Regions from separate parts of the Homo sapiens genome. Here region 2 is linked to region 1. A link is a contact called in ENCODE Hi-C or POLR2A ChIA-PET data. All regions are on one chromosome and are shown on one strand. The core of a region is the stretch at or near the end of the contact, and the rest is flanking DNA. Distances in the headings are between cores, read along the strand shown. Region 1 overlaps ZBTB44-DT (ZBTB44 divergent transcript). Region 2 overlaps ZBTB44-DT (ZBTB44 divergent transcript).

Region 1 (6,478 bases), core at 1,774-4,273:
TCACCCAGGCTGGAGTACAATGGTGTGATCTCAGCTCACTGCAGCCTTGACCTCCCATGCTCAAGAGATCCTCCTACCTAAGCCTCCCATGTAGCTGGGACTACAAGCATTTGCCACTATGTCTGGCTATTTTTTTTGTATTTTTTGCAGAGACCAGGTTTTGCTGTGTTGCCTAGGCTGGTCTTGAACTCCTGGGCTCAAGCAATCCACCCCCCGTTGGCTGCCCAGAGTGTTGGGATTACAGGCGTGAGCCGCCATGCCTGGCATACCTGGGATATTTGTATAAGATGTGAATGCTTTTTATAAAAAATTTTGGTTTTGACCAATGCCTTTGGAATTCTTTAAGTAACTGAAACATATAGTCAGTGGCTGCAAACCTTTTTTTTAAAACAACAAATTTGACTTTTATAAACATCTAAATATCATTTTAGCTATATCTGATTAATAAAATGGAGACTCAGATACAATAATATCATTTTAGCAAAAGCAATAAACCAGGCACAGTGGCTCATGCCTGTAATCCCAGCACTTTGGGAGGCTGAGGCGGGCAGATAACTTGAGGTCAGGAGTTTGAGACCAGCCTGACCAACGTGGTGAAACCCCATCTCTACTAAAAATACAAAATTAGCCAGATGTGGTGGTGTATGCCTGTAATCCCAGCTACTCTGAAGGCTGAGAAGGGAGAATCGCTTGGACCCGGGAGGCTGAGTTTGCAGTGAGCCGAGATGGCGCCACTGCACTCCAGCCTGGGCGACAAAGTGACACTCTGTCTTAAAAAAAGCAAGAAACACACACACACACACACACACACACACAGAAAACCCATGATTTTTGCATGTGGCTTATAAAAGGGCTTTGACGGTAATTTGGAAAGATGCCTTTCAGAAATGTATTGAATTTTAGGAGCATTGCTGTAATAATAGTGGCTTTCACTGACTGAACATTTGTTGTGAGTCCTTAAGCACTCGATATTTAAAATCTTGTGTAATCCTAAAAGTAACCCTGTGAAGAGGTTTTTTGATGAGCTACATTTTAGAGGCCTGGAAGCTAATGGTTAGGATGGTTATCCAAGATGTTAACTCAGATTTCTCACACTCCAAGGTCCGTGCACCACGGTGGTGCCCACCTTGAAGGACAAACACTGACTGGTTGTGTTCAACTTAGTATTCTTAAGGCCACTTAGGGCTGTTCATTGTACAACCCCAGGAGGTGTCACTCATCTCCTGCTCCTAGCATATTTGGATAGTGTTTATGACAAATTTCTAGCAGACCACACTAAAGTGTCTTGAGGAAGGGGAGGTCTTTAATTCACAGTTGCTCAAAAGTTGAAAGTTGGTCTCAGTGCGCCATGGTCACCTGTAGAAGGCAGGGCCCTGAAACGGGGAGGGATTCAAAACCTTGAAAAGCTTTTACTTTATTTATTTATTTTTTTGAGATGGAGTTTCGCTCTTGTTGCCCAGGCTGGAGTGCAGTGGCACGATCTCGGCTCACTGCAACCTTTGCCTCCTGGGTTCAAGTGATTCTCTTGCCTCAGCCTCCTGAGTAGCTGGGACTACAGGTGCACCACCATGCCTGGCTCATTTTTGTATTTTTAGTAGAGACGGGGTTTCACCATGTTGGTCAGGCTGGTCACGAACCTCTGACCTCAGGTGATCCACCCACCTCGGCCTCCCAAAGTGCTGGGATTACAGGCTTGAGCCACCGCACCCAGCCTTGAGAAGCTTTTAGACGAGCCATGTTGGAACTGACAAATGAGAGTTCTTTCTTTATTTCTTTTTTTTTTTTTCTTGAGATGGAGTCTCACTCTGTCGCTTGGGCTGGAGTGCAGTGGTGCGATCTCCACTCACTGCAACCTCCGCCTCCAGCATTCATGCGATTCTCCTGCCTCAACCTCCCAAGTGGCTGGGATTACAGGTGCCTGTGACCACGCCTGCCTAATTTTTTTGTATTTTCAGTAGAGATAGGGTTTCACTATGTTGGCCAGGCTGGTCTCGAACTCCTGACCTCGTGATCCACCTGCCTCAGCCTCCCAAAGTGCTGGGGTTACAGGCATGAGCCACCTCACTCGGCCTTTTCTGTTTTTTTAAGACAGGGTATCGCACTGTTACCTAGGCTGGAGTGCAGTGCCACCATCATGGCTCACTGCAGCCTCAATCTCCTGGGGCTCAAGCAATCCTCCTACCTCAGCCTCCTGAGTAGCTGGAACCATGGGTGCTTACCATCACACCTGGCTAGGTTTTAAAAAAATGTTTTTATTTTGTAGAGATGGGATCTCCCTATGTTGCCCATGCTGGAGACTTTGTATTACTTAGGATCTGACACAATATCTCACTTACCTTTTTTCTGTCTTTGGAGTGAACTATATTTTCCCCTAATCTTAGGTGTTAATTTAGTTTCATGGAACAGGCAATGTACAATATTAAGAATTGATTGTATGGGAGATGCTATGGTAGGTCCCTGGCAGAAAGAATGAGGATGCGGAATGAGGAGAGAAGGATCAGTGGTGGGCATGGAGTGACATGGTCGGGGTGGGAACTCAAGAGAGATGCAAACGTGAGTAAGATGTGGGCTTGACCACAATGTATAAACGTAGAGGAGACCCAACTATGAAGGCTGTCCGTAAGTGTTATGGTGGTGGGGGCGGAAGGCATAAACAAAATCCTCTGGGTACACAGGAGATAGAGAAATACATTCTGCCTGGGAGAGCTGGAGAAAGCTTCATGCAGAGGGTGACATCTGAGCTGACTCTTGAAGGATGGGTAGGCCCCACACACACAGAGAAGAAAGGAACAGTAGCAGGAAAGCCATGAGGTGACAGTGGTCTACGGGCTAACATGAGAGTGAGCTACACGTGTTGGGGGTGGGTAGGAACTGTGGCAGGAAAAGCAAAGAACCTTGAATGTCCTCTTAAAGACTGTAGATTTTCTACGGGCAACGGGAGTCACTGAAGGTTTTTGAGCAGAGGAGTGGTGTCTTTTGATCTTTTGATTTTCCAGGGCTGGCTCCTTTGGCGTGTGCGGTTACCTGGTAGCGTCGGTTATATGATGTGGTGCGAGACTGTGCTTTCACTTTTCCTTTCCAGGGGAGCCCTCTCAAGGAAGAGAACATTATTGTGCTTTTATCTCCTTTTGTCCAGCCTTAGTTTGATCCTCTGTTTGCCATTTCCCCTCTCTTCCCTTTGATGTTCTTGGCAAGGGAAGAGTTATACCATTGACATCTTCCTATTGACATCTGTGTCAGGTATTTGATTCCTAATACCACATGATTATTCTTTTTGATGAATCAATGGGCAAGGAAATAAGTTGCTCTCACTGTCCATGGGTTGGAAACCCAGGAAAGTTTAGGAATAAAAGAGTCGAAGAAAGCAGCACACAGACAGAGAGGTGGGACGTGCATGAGAGCAGAGGACAGCATGCCGTGGTTGGAGGAGGTCTCAAAATAGAAGGTGCTTCTCTTGGGATTCACACCGCGGGCCTTGGCAGGCAGCCCACCCTTATCGTCATTAATTTCCTGAGTTCAGAATTGGGTACCACACCCTGGTGTTAAGCTGTTAACCTCCAGCATCAAGGCCACAGCCGCTGGGGAGAATTCTTTTCTCAAGCTGTGGCCTCGTCAGAGTTGTCCTCTGAACATGCCACAAAGGGTGAATGTTCCATCCAGTCCCACAATTCTGGAATTCTATGTATACTTATGTACCTCCCACGCCTTTCCTCCAGGACACGCACACACAGAGCAAAGTCTTCCTATAGCGGGCCATGATGCTGCAATTGCAGAGTATGTAAGTGTATGTGTAGGCGTGTGTATATTTGTAAAAGCAGAAGTGCACGCATACGTGTGTGTGTGCATGTGCATGCACATGTGTATAGGGGCATGCGTGTGCATGTGCACACAGAAATATGTAGGCTTTCAATACATAGAACACGACTTTCCTTTCAGACCTTTCTTTCTTCTATTGCCTGAAAGTATAAAACCTGAAATAATGTGGATAGTTTGAGGAAACCAAGGATGTTTCTAGAGCCTGGCTTTTCATAGGCTCTAGAAACAGAGCTCTGTCTGCTCTAGGTTTCGAGACTGGTTACCGTTCTCAGATCCAGGAGTTCTTTAGACGTCATCCAGTTTTCCTTGCTATGTGCTGTGAAATTACAGCCGTGCCATCAGTAGAGGGCTCCCTCAACCTTAGAAGCTGGTGAGAATGCTTGAAGGCCACGCAATGTAAATGGGAGAAAAATGCAGATCTGACTGTGAATTTTAAATCCAGTGCCCCAAAGTACTTTTGAAGAGAAGAAACCCTAACCCATCCTGAAAACAGACGATTTCAGCAAGAAGGTATTTGTAGTGTTTACATTACATGACACTGTTTAAATTCCTGGATCAAGGTCAGTGTAATGTTTATGCTCAGAGTAACACATAGCTAAGTTATTCTTCAAAGAACGCAAGAAGCAGGGCAACTCCCTGACCAATGGTTTAATTGTTTCTGGACGCGTCACTCATGTTCCTAAACTCAGGGTTTCCTAACTATACAATTACAGAACCATCAATCACCTTCAGTCTCAGTCCTGGGCCAAAGCTTTGCAGATGCCAGATCTCAATTTGGCATTTACCCAGATTTGTGCCAGCTAAACGTCAAGTGTCCGGCTGATAAAGCACCATGTCCGGGTGTTGAATGCCACAGTCTGCTCAGGTAATTGCAGCTGGCCAGCTGCTCTGCATTAACATTGAGAAGGCTGAGTGGTGGATATGCAGGCAGGGGAAGGAAGCCGGACACTGCTGAATCAATGTTTATCTATTGGTTGATATGTCTCTTTTTTACAATTTTTGAGACAGGGTCTTACTCTTTCACCCAGGCTGGAGTGCAGTGGCACAATCCTGGCTCACTGCAGCCTCCACCTCCTGGGCTCAAGCAATCCTCTTGCCTCAGCCTCTCAAGTAGCTGGGCCTACAGGTGCATGCCACCACATCTAGCTAAGTTTTTTAATTTTTGTAGAGATGTGGTTTTACTATGTTGCCCAGGCTGGTCTCGAATTCCTGGGCTAAAGCTATCCTCCCACCTCAGCCTCCCAAAGTGCATGAGCCACTCACTGCACCTGGCCTAAAGTTAGTATCTCGTGAGAGTATTCCGATTTTCCACTCTGAAGACAAAGTGGTCTAGGATCCAAGAGCATGTATTAGTCGGAATTGGAGTGTTCTCTCCCTCGAAATGTGCTAGGTAACCACTGTCCCGGTTTTGGATTGAACTCTTTTCCTTATGAGCTCTAGTCGGCCAAGCACGCTCCATTATTATAACATCATCTGAGACATGTCACAATGAATAAGGCCACCACTTGCTTGGCTTTGGGTATGTGTCCCTGAGGAAACTGCAGGAGCACACCCCAAATTCCTTAACTACATTTGGGAGGTATCTTGGGCTTTTAATTGGGGGTTGTAAGGACATATCTGGGCAGTGGGTGAGGCTTCCTGATGTTCTCAAATTCTGGAGAAAAGGAGACACCATACAATGTGACCAAAATCTACCTCTGACCCGTCTGCTATCAAAATGTATCAAACACAGCAACAAAGCCAAAGAATCACCTGCAGACTGGGGGGCGGAAGGGCTTGGGGACTGGAGAGAAAGCGGAGTTCGTGAGGTCAGGGTCTGTCATTGTGAACTGTATAGGTTTCCAAGAAGTAGCATGAGTCTTCTTCATGATAGAAAGGTAAATGCGCACAACTAGAAGTCTTGGGGAAGCCACTCCAGCCCACTGCAGTGGGAAACTTAGTGATTTCTGTTTGTCCTGGCTTCCTCCATTCAGATGTTTCTCATCAGCTACGTTCAGATTGATTCCATTTGCAAAGCTCTCCTGGCAGTCTCGGCGGAGCAGGCTTGGTGGCAAAATCTCTGGCATTTTCTGATCCTGTCCAGGCTCTGCTCTTCTTGTGTAGTTTCTTGGCGCTTTGGCTCCCAAGCAGAAACTGGCTAAACAGAGGCTGCTGCTGAACAAAGCCAAATGTAAAACAGAACATTGGAACGCCAAGCGGAGTGGTTTTGCTAAATGTGGGGGCTGGGAATGGGCAGAGGACAGTGAGGGATCAGGAGAGGGAGGGACCTCCTTAGAATCGGGCTGAATTACGCCCTGGTGAAAGTCTGTCGCGGCCCCATCATATCCGCATCCTCACTCACTGTGCAAGATCAAAGGTTGCATCCTTTCGCTCTCCAGTCTCACTAACGAACACAATATTTGGGTTGCACCCAGCAGCACCCTCTCATTTCCTGGCCCCCGTGAAGGTGTATGATCCTCGAGGCCCTGACACCTCTCTTCCTTCTCATCATCCATCAGCCCTGCCTCGCAGCCTCTTGTCAGTTTCCTTCTCGGCATCCCCCTCCCCAGCTGCACTGTTCCACACCTGCCCCATCTTTTCTTCGCCCACTTGATGCTAACATTTCCTGTACTGTTCTGAAGGGTCCTCATCCTCCCTCTCTTCACACTGCCGCAGCAGGGCG
Region 2 (6,478 bases), core at 2,534-5,033, 48 kb before region 1:
GATTGGTGTGTTTACAAACCTTGAGCTAGATACAGAGTGCTGATTGGTGTATTTACAATCCCTTAGCTAGACATAAAGGTTCTCCAAGTCCCCACCAGATCAGCTAGACACAAAGTGCTGATTGGTGCATTCACAAACCTTGAGCTAGACACAGAGAGCCGATTGGTGTATTCACAATCCCTTAGCTAGACATAAAGGTTCTCCAAGTCCCCACCAGACTCAGGAGCCCAGTTGGCTTCACCCAGTGGATCCCCCACAGGGGCGCCTGTGGAGCTGCCTGCCAGTCCTGCGCGTCCTGCGCCGGCACTCCTCAGCCCTTGGGCGGTCAATGGGACCAGGCTCCGTGGAGCAGGGGGTGGCGCTGGTCAGGGAGGCTCAGGCTGCGCAGGAGCCCACGCGGGGTGGGGCCGGGTTGGTGTTCAGGCATGGCAGGCTGCAGGTCCCGAGCCCTGCCCTGTGGGGAGGCAGCTACGGCCTGGTGAGAAATCAGGCACAGCAGCTGCTGGCCCAGGTGCTAAGCCCCTCACTGCCCGGGGCGGCAGGGCCTGCAGGCCGCTCCGAGTGCAGGGCCCGCCGAGCCCACGCCTACCCGGAACTCACGCTGGCCCGCAAGTGCCGCGCACAGCCCCAGTTCCTGTCCCTGCCTCTCCCTCCACACCTCCCCGCAAGCTGAGGAGGCTGGCTCTGGCCTCGGCCAGCCCAGGAAGGGGCTCCCACAGTGCAGCGGCGGGCTGCAGGGCTCCTCAAGGGCCGCCAAAGTGGGCGCCCAGGCAGAGGAGGCATGGAGAGTGAGCGAGGGCTGTGAGGGCTGCCAGCACGCTGTCACTTCTCACTGGAATTACAGGCAGGAGCCACTGCTCCTGGCCCAGGAGTCTTATCCTTTCGTGGCAGGTGTTCCCATAGCCTCCAAGTATTCAAACTTCACTTTTCTTATCTAAACTTGCAATGAAATGAGTATCCCCCTGCAGTATTAACTATTCACCGCAAACAACCACTGTCAGCCACCTCCAAAACTGCAGCCCTTGCTAGTGATGACTGGCCGTTGCACAAAGATCAGTCTTTCTTTCACAGTGCAAAGGAATCCCTGGTACCCTCAAAAGCCAGAGGAATTAGAGAGGTCAATGTAAAAGAGAGCAGAGCTTTAGCCCCGAGAGGATCTCGCCACAACTCTGGGGCTCCGTAAGGAAAACTGAGAATCCCAAAAAGGAGGCGTGGTGTCTTTTTCTGTGTGGCTCAAGGGGTTTCAGGGCCACTAGAAGTTCCTCCTAGATCTCTTCATGTGGAATCAAAAATAGCAAAAAAGAAGGAGCAGTAGAAGTGGAAGGAAATGGAAGAACAAATCTTAAAGGAGCCAATTTGGAGATTTAAAGCTTTCCAGAAAGGCCAGTGAAATTTTACTTTTTTTTTTTTTTTAAGCAAAATCATGCCAACAAGAAAGGAAGCCGACAGAGGAACCGAACACAATTAAAAAGGGATTTCAGTTGACTGAAAAAAAATTCCCAGAAACAGAATCCAAAAGAGAAAAACAGAAAGACCTCGAAAAAAAACCCCACAAAAACAGCCTGAATATCAGCTTTTAATTTGGTTGATTTCTGACTGTAGAGTTCTTTAAAAAAAAATCTTATCATATCTCTTATTTTCAGATTTCAGCAGGGATAAGTAGCCAATATTTCTGGCTTTTGACCTGTTTTTTCTTTTTTCTTTTTTTTTTTTTTGAGACAGGGTCTAACTCTGTTTGCCCAGGCTGGAGTGCAGTGGCACAAACATAGCTCACCGCAGCCTTGACCTTTTGGGCTCAAGCAATCCCCCGCCTCAGCCTCCTGAGTAGCTGGGACATAGGTGTGCACCGCTATGCCTGGCTAATTTTTTTTTTAATCTTTTTAATTTATAGAGACAAGGTTTGCCATGTTGCCCAGGCTGGTCTCAAACTCCTGGGCTTAAGCAGTCCTCCTGCCTTGACCTCCCAAAGTGCTGAAATTACAGGAATGAGCCACTGTATGCAGCCAGTTGTTTTTTGCTATTGTTTTTAACAAAGGTACCTCCCAAGTGACTTACCAAAAGCAAAAACCTTAGCCAAGGTTATAACTTAAAGAAGGATGCATGAGGTATTGCCAAAGAAGTACAAAGCAGTCCTTACAAGACCCAGAACTACCCCCCCAAAAGACAGCTTAAAAAAAGGAAAGCTTCTCTATGGGCATCTCAGATGAAAGATTAAAACAGTCAGTAAGACAGGAAATCAAAAGCTGTATGGAAGGGAAAAGCGTCAATAACAAATGAGTATCCCAAAAAGTCACGAGTCACATAAATATTAAACCATAACTGGGCCATGGCAGTGAAAGCACCAAATCCTAACCATAGACCACAGAGTGAGTGGGTGCCTTTTTTTTTTTTTTTTGTAAATAAATCCTGCAGGAAATCCAAAGCAGGCAGTGTTTTTTGTTTGTTTGTTTTTGTTTTTAAACTTTAGAGACAGGATCTCACACCCTGGCCGGAGTGCAGTGGTGTGATCTCAGCTCACTGCAGCCTCACCCTCCTGGGTTCAGTTGATCCTCCCACCTCAGCCTCCCGAGTAGCTGGGACTACAAGCATGTGTCACCACACCTGGCTAACAAAGCAGGCAGTTTGAGCATACAAGGATTTTTTTCTTCAGATAACCCTGTTCTGAAAGCATACAAGGATTTTAACTTAGTTTTAGGTCAGAATTTTTGCTCTTTAATTTTGTCAAGATGATTTCTAAGGCTAGCCATAACACGATCATGTGTCTTTTTTTTCCAATTTGATCCTCCCGTAAATACAAATAATGCATTGTTTAGAAAGAGAGACCTCTAAAAACCTTTCAAGTATAGAGTCTTTCTAATTTAAAGGATGTATCTGTTGGTCACTGAAGGTGAGAAATTCTAGAAACTTGAAACTTGAGTTTTTTTTTTTTAATTTTAGAGATTTTTAAAAGTTATTTTGGCATGGTTATCTCTTAGGGACACTAGTTTAGATCTCTGGAGTCTTTTAGATACCTTGAGAAACCCAATTAAAGTAGGCTTCCCACTCAGGCTGTTTATTCTTTCATTTTAGCCCTGTAATTGAGAAGGAAAACAAGTTTTGGAGATTAAAAAAGCTTCAGGTTGGCAATTGTAATTCCAAATCACTTTCAGTGATATTGGTCCACTGAGAATGAAATTTACAAGGTGAATGACCATAATGTTTGTCTAAAAAACAAACAGGTGTTTAAGAAGGGGGGTAACTTAGCACCTATGCCATTAGAAGCAAAAGAGCTCCTGAATACCCACCAAAAAGGGAAGATTTTCTTTGTTGACAGCTGGCAACAAAGGCTACCCAATAAAGGCTTCAACCTCAACCAAGGTGGGAGGTTCAGGAAAATGAGAGGACTCCCCAATAGGGTTTGAGGCTGTCAGGAAGGCAATGGAACGCAAGGAGTTCCTGCAAATACCATGCTTGAAACCACAGCAGCACTGGGACACAGAGGAAGAGAGTCACTTGCATCCCACTTATGACACCATTTAATGTCAACCAAGAAGAGGTGAAAGACCTTACTGCAGAGCAAGGAATCAAGGCATTTATTGGGGTTGTAGGAATTGCAATTCATGAGACATAGATTCAGCTAAAGGCCAAATCATATTCTGAAGAGAGGAAGGAGAGTAAGGATTTTTAAAAGGATGCTGAGAGTGGTTACACTAGTTGTTTTTGAAAGAATTATCGTGGGTGGAGGTGGCTGGCTTAGTACATGAGTCTACAGTCATTGGTTGTGGTTGTTTAGGAGTCATAGTGCTAGAAAACTTCAGCTGCTTTCCAGGATGTTGTGGTCATGGAGGTTTGGCCTAGTTGAAAGTTTCAAGGCAAGGTCCTGTTTTTTGTTTTTCAAGGTTGCAGATCATGCAGGTCATCCTTAGAATGGCTTCCCTGCTCCATTTTAGAGCTGTGAACCAGAGTAATGCTATTTGGCATATCACATTTCATAGTCCTCTACTGAAAACTCTCCAAAGGCTCTCCATCTCACTCATAGTGAAAGTCAACATCCTGGAAATGGACTGCAAGGCCCTATACAATCAGGTCTTTCATTGGTTCTCTGACCTTACCTCCTATAGCTCTCTACCTCACTCATATTTTCTCAGCCATCCTGGCCTCGTTGCTTTTATCAAACATTCCAAGCACTTTTTCACCAGGGCCACGCAATTACTGTTTCCTCACTCCCTTGCCCTCTTTATTCAGGTGCCACCTTTTCATTGAGATCTTTCCTGATGACCCTATTAAAATTATAATCCTGCCAGCACTTTACTTTTCTTTTCTCTCTCTCTCTTTTTTTTTTTTTTGAGATGGAGTCTCACTCTGTCGTCGAGGCTGGAGTGCAGTGGCGCAATCTCGGCTCACTGCAACGTCCATCTCCTGGGTTCAAGCAATTCTCCCTGCCTCAGCCTCCCGAGTAGCTGGAATTACAGGTGCCCACCACCACGCCTGGCTAATTTTTTGTATTTTTAGTAGAGACGGGGTTTTGCCATGTTGACCAGGCTGGTCTTGAACTCCTGACCTCAGGTGATCCACCCACCTTGGCCTCCTAACGTGCTGGGATTACAGGCATGAGCCACCATGCCTGGCAGCACTTTACTTTTCTTTATTGTACTTATTACTTTGTAAGATACAATTTACTCAGTTATGCTTTTCGTTGTTTTTCTCTTCCTAGTAGAATGTAAACTATCTAGGGCAGAAATGTGTTTCTTTTGTTCACTGACGTAGCCCCAGGGCCTAGTACACTGCCTGGCACATGGCATATACTCAGACATTTTTGTGTGAGATAAAAGACCAAGTTCTAGTCAAGTCACACATGGAGGCAGTAACTTGGTGGTGAAGCCACCTGATACTCTCAGTATTGAAATAGGAAGCAAAGTTAGCTGCTGGTTGGCCATGGCTTGAAGAAAATGTTGCACATTTGCAAGAGCAGTTGTCGGGAATGATAAAAGCAGCACATGAAAGATTCCCAAACCTCACAGAGGGTCTTGCTGAGGTTAAAAAATCTATTTCTGAAGGACCAGTCTGGAGATTTTCTACAGAATCTTATCATAGCTACCATTTATTAACTGTGTCAGGAGCTATAGTAAATGCATTACCTTCACTATTTTATTTTATTTTCACAATAACTGAGATTAATATTATCATTTACATTTTACTGGAGGGAAAATGGAGGCTTAGATCAGTTGAATAACTTGTCCATGGTTACCCAACTAGAAAATGGCAGAGCTGGCCAGGCACGGTGGCTCACGCCTGTAATCCCAGCACTTTGGGAGGCCGAGGCGGGCAGATCATGAGGTCAGGAGATTGACACCATCCTAGCTAACATGGTGAAACCCCGTCTCTACTAAAAATACAAAAAATTAGCTGGGCGTGGTGGCGGCGGGCGCCTGCAGTTCCAGCTACTCGGGAGGCTGAGGCAGGAGAATGGCGTGAACCCGGGAGGCAGAGCTTGCAGTGAGCTGAAATCGCACCACTGCACTCCAGCCTGGGCGACAGAGCGAGACTCTGTCCCCACCCAAAAAAAAAGAATAGAAAATGGCAGAGCTGAGATTCAAAATCAGCTCTGTTTTACTCCAAAGTCCATCATGCTTTGCACCATGCACTATGCTTCTTGTTGGTGTGGTGTAAGAAAGAGGATGTTTGGATAGATCCAATCTGGAATGATTTCAAAGTGGATGAGGCAGAATAAAAGAGGTCTACAATGTTAGTTTGTAGGAAGTAGAGTGGTTGAATAGTGTACTGTGATTCTAGGCTGGACAGAGATGGTACCACGGCCATGAATGGAGTAAGGTTCCCAGAAGCCAAGGGAGAAATGAAGGAATTAGATATATTAATGAAGCAGTAATGCAGGGCGACGGACAATTTTAGCATCATGGCAGAATGAACCAGTGAGGATCTCTGCCACTCCTTTTCTACTGCAAAGACATAGAAATGGTGTTCTTGGGTGCCAAAAGTGAACGAGGAACTAAAGTCTGGATCTGTAAACCTGCTGCCTTAGCCAAGGAAATATCAAAGCAGGATATACACTGTATAGGCTAGTTTCCTGGCTTTTAACACCTTTGTAAGAATAGAAGATATGGCCGTGTGTGGTGGCTCACGCCTGTAATCCCAGCACTTTGGCATGCCGAGGCGGGTGGATCACCTGAGGTCAGGAGTTCCAGACCAGTCTGGCCAACATAATGAAACCCCATCTCTACTAAAAATTAGCTGGGTGTGGTGGTGCATGCCTGTAATCCCAGCTACTTGGGAGGCTGAAGCAGAAGAATTGCTTGAACCTGGGAGGCAGACGTTGCAGTGAGCTGAGATTGCGCCACTGCACTCCAGCCTGGGCAGCAAGAGTGAAACTCTGTTTCAAAAAAAAAAAAAAAAAGATATGGCCTTGAGGTAGGGTTAGTCAGGAAACTGAACTGAGATACCTTTTAAATCAAGCCAGGGCTCTGGTGGAGCTACTCCTCAA

Evidence for each region. Hi-C counts contacts between places; a loop is a spot of excess contacts on that map. ChIA-PET counts read pairs that join two places held with the same protein, here RNA polymerase II (POLR2A). Pooled maps may share reads with other maps.
Region 2: a pooled map shows a loop between it and region 1 (2.5-fold over the local background). The contact joins two enhancer-like sites. A Hi-C loop is called at or near these places in 2 of 50 pooled maps. POLR2A ChIA-PET finds 5 or more read pairs at or near these places in 3 of 52 experiments (H1, activated CD4-positive, alpha-beta T cell and activated CD8-positive, alpha-beta memory T cell).

The regions. Positions count from the first base shown.
Region 1 is chr11:130,385,993-130,392,470 of GRCh38, forward strand. All of the region lies in intron 2 of ZBTB44-DT (ZBTB44 divergent transcript), which reads left to right. Among named protein-coding and RNA genes, the nearest start is that of ADAMTS8, 39 kb to the right of the region's middle. Within about 2 kb of position 3,024, at least 10 of the 41 ENCODE cell types and tissues checked have a DNase peak (open chromatin) inside an H3K27ac peak, as active enhancers do.
Region 2 is chr11:130,337,093-130,343,570 of GRCh38, forward strand. The region is part of intron 1 of ZBTB44-DT (ZBTB44 divergent transcript); the gene reads left to right. Among named protein-coding and RNA genes, the nearest start is that of ZBTB44-DT, 25 kb to the left of the region's middle. Within about 2 kb of position 3,784, at least 2 of the 41 ENCODE cell types and tissues checked have a DNase peak (open chromatin) inside an H3K27ac peak, as active enhancers do.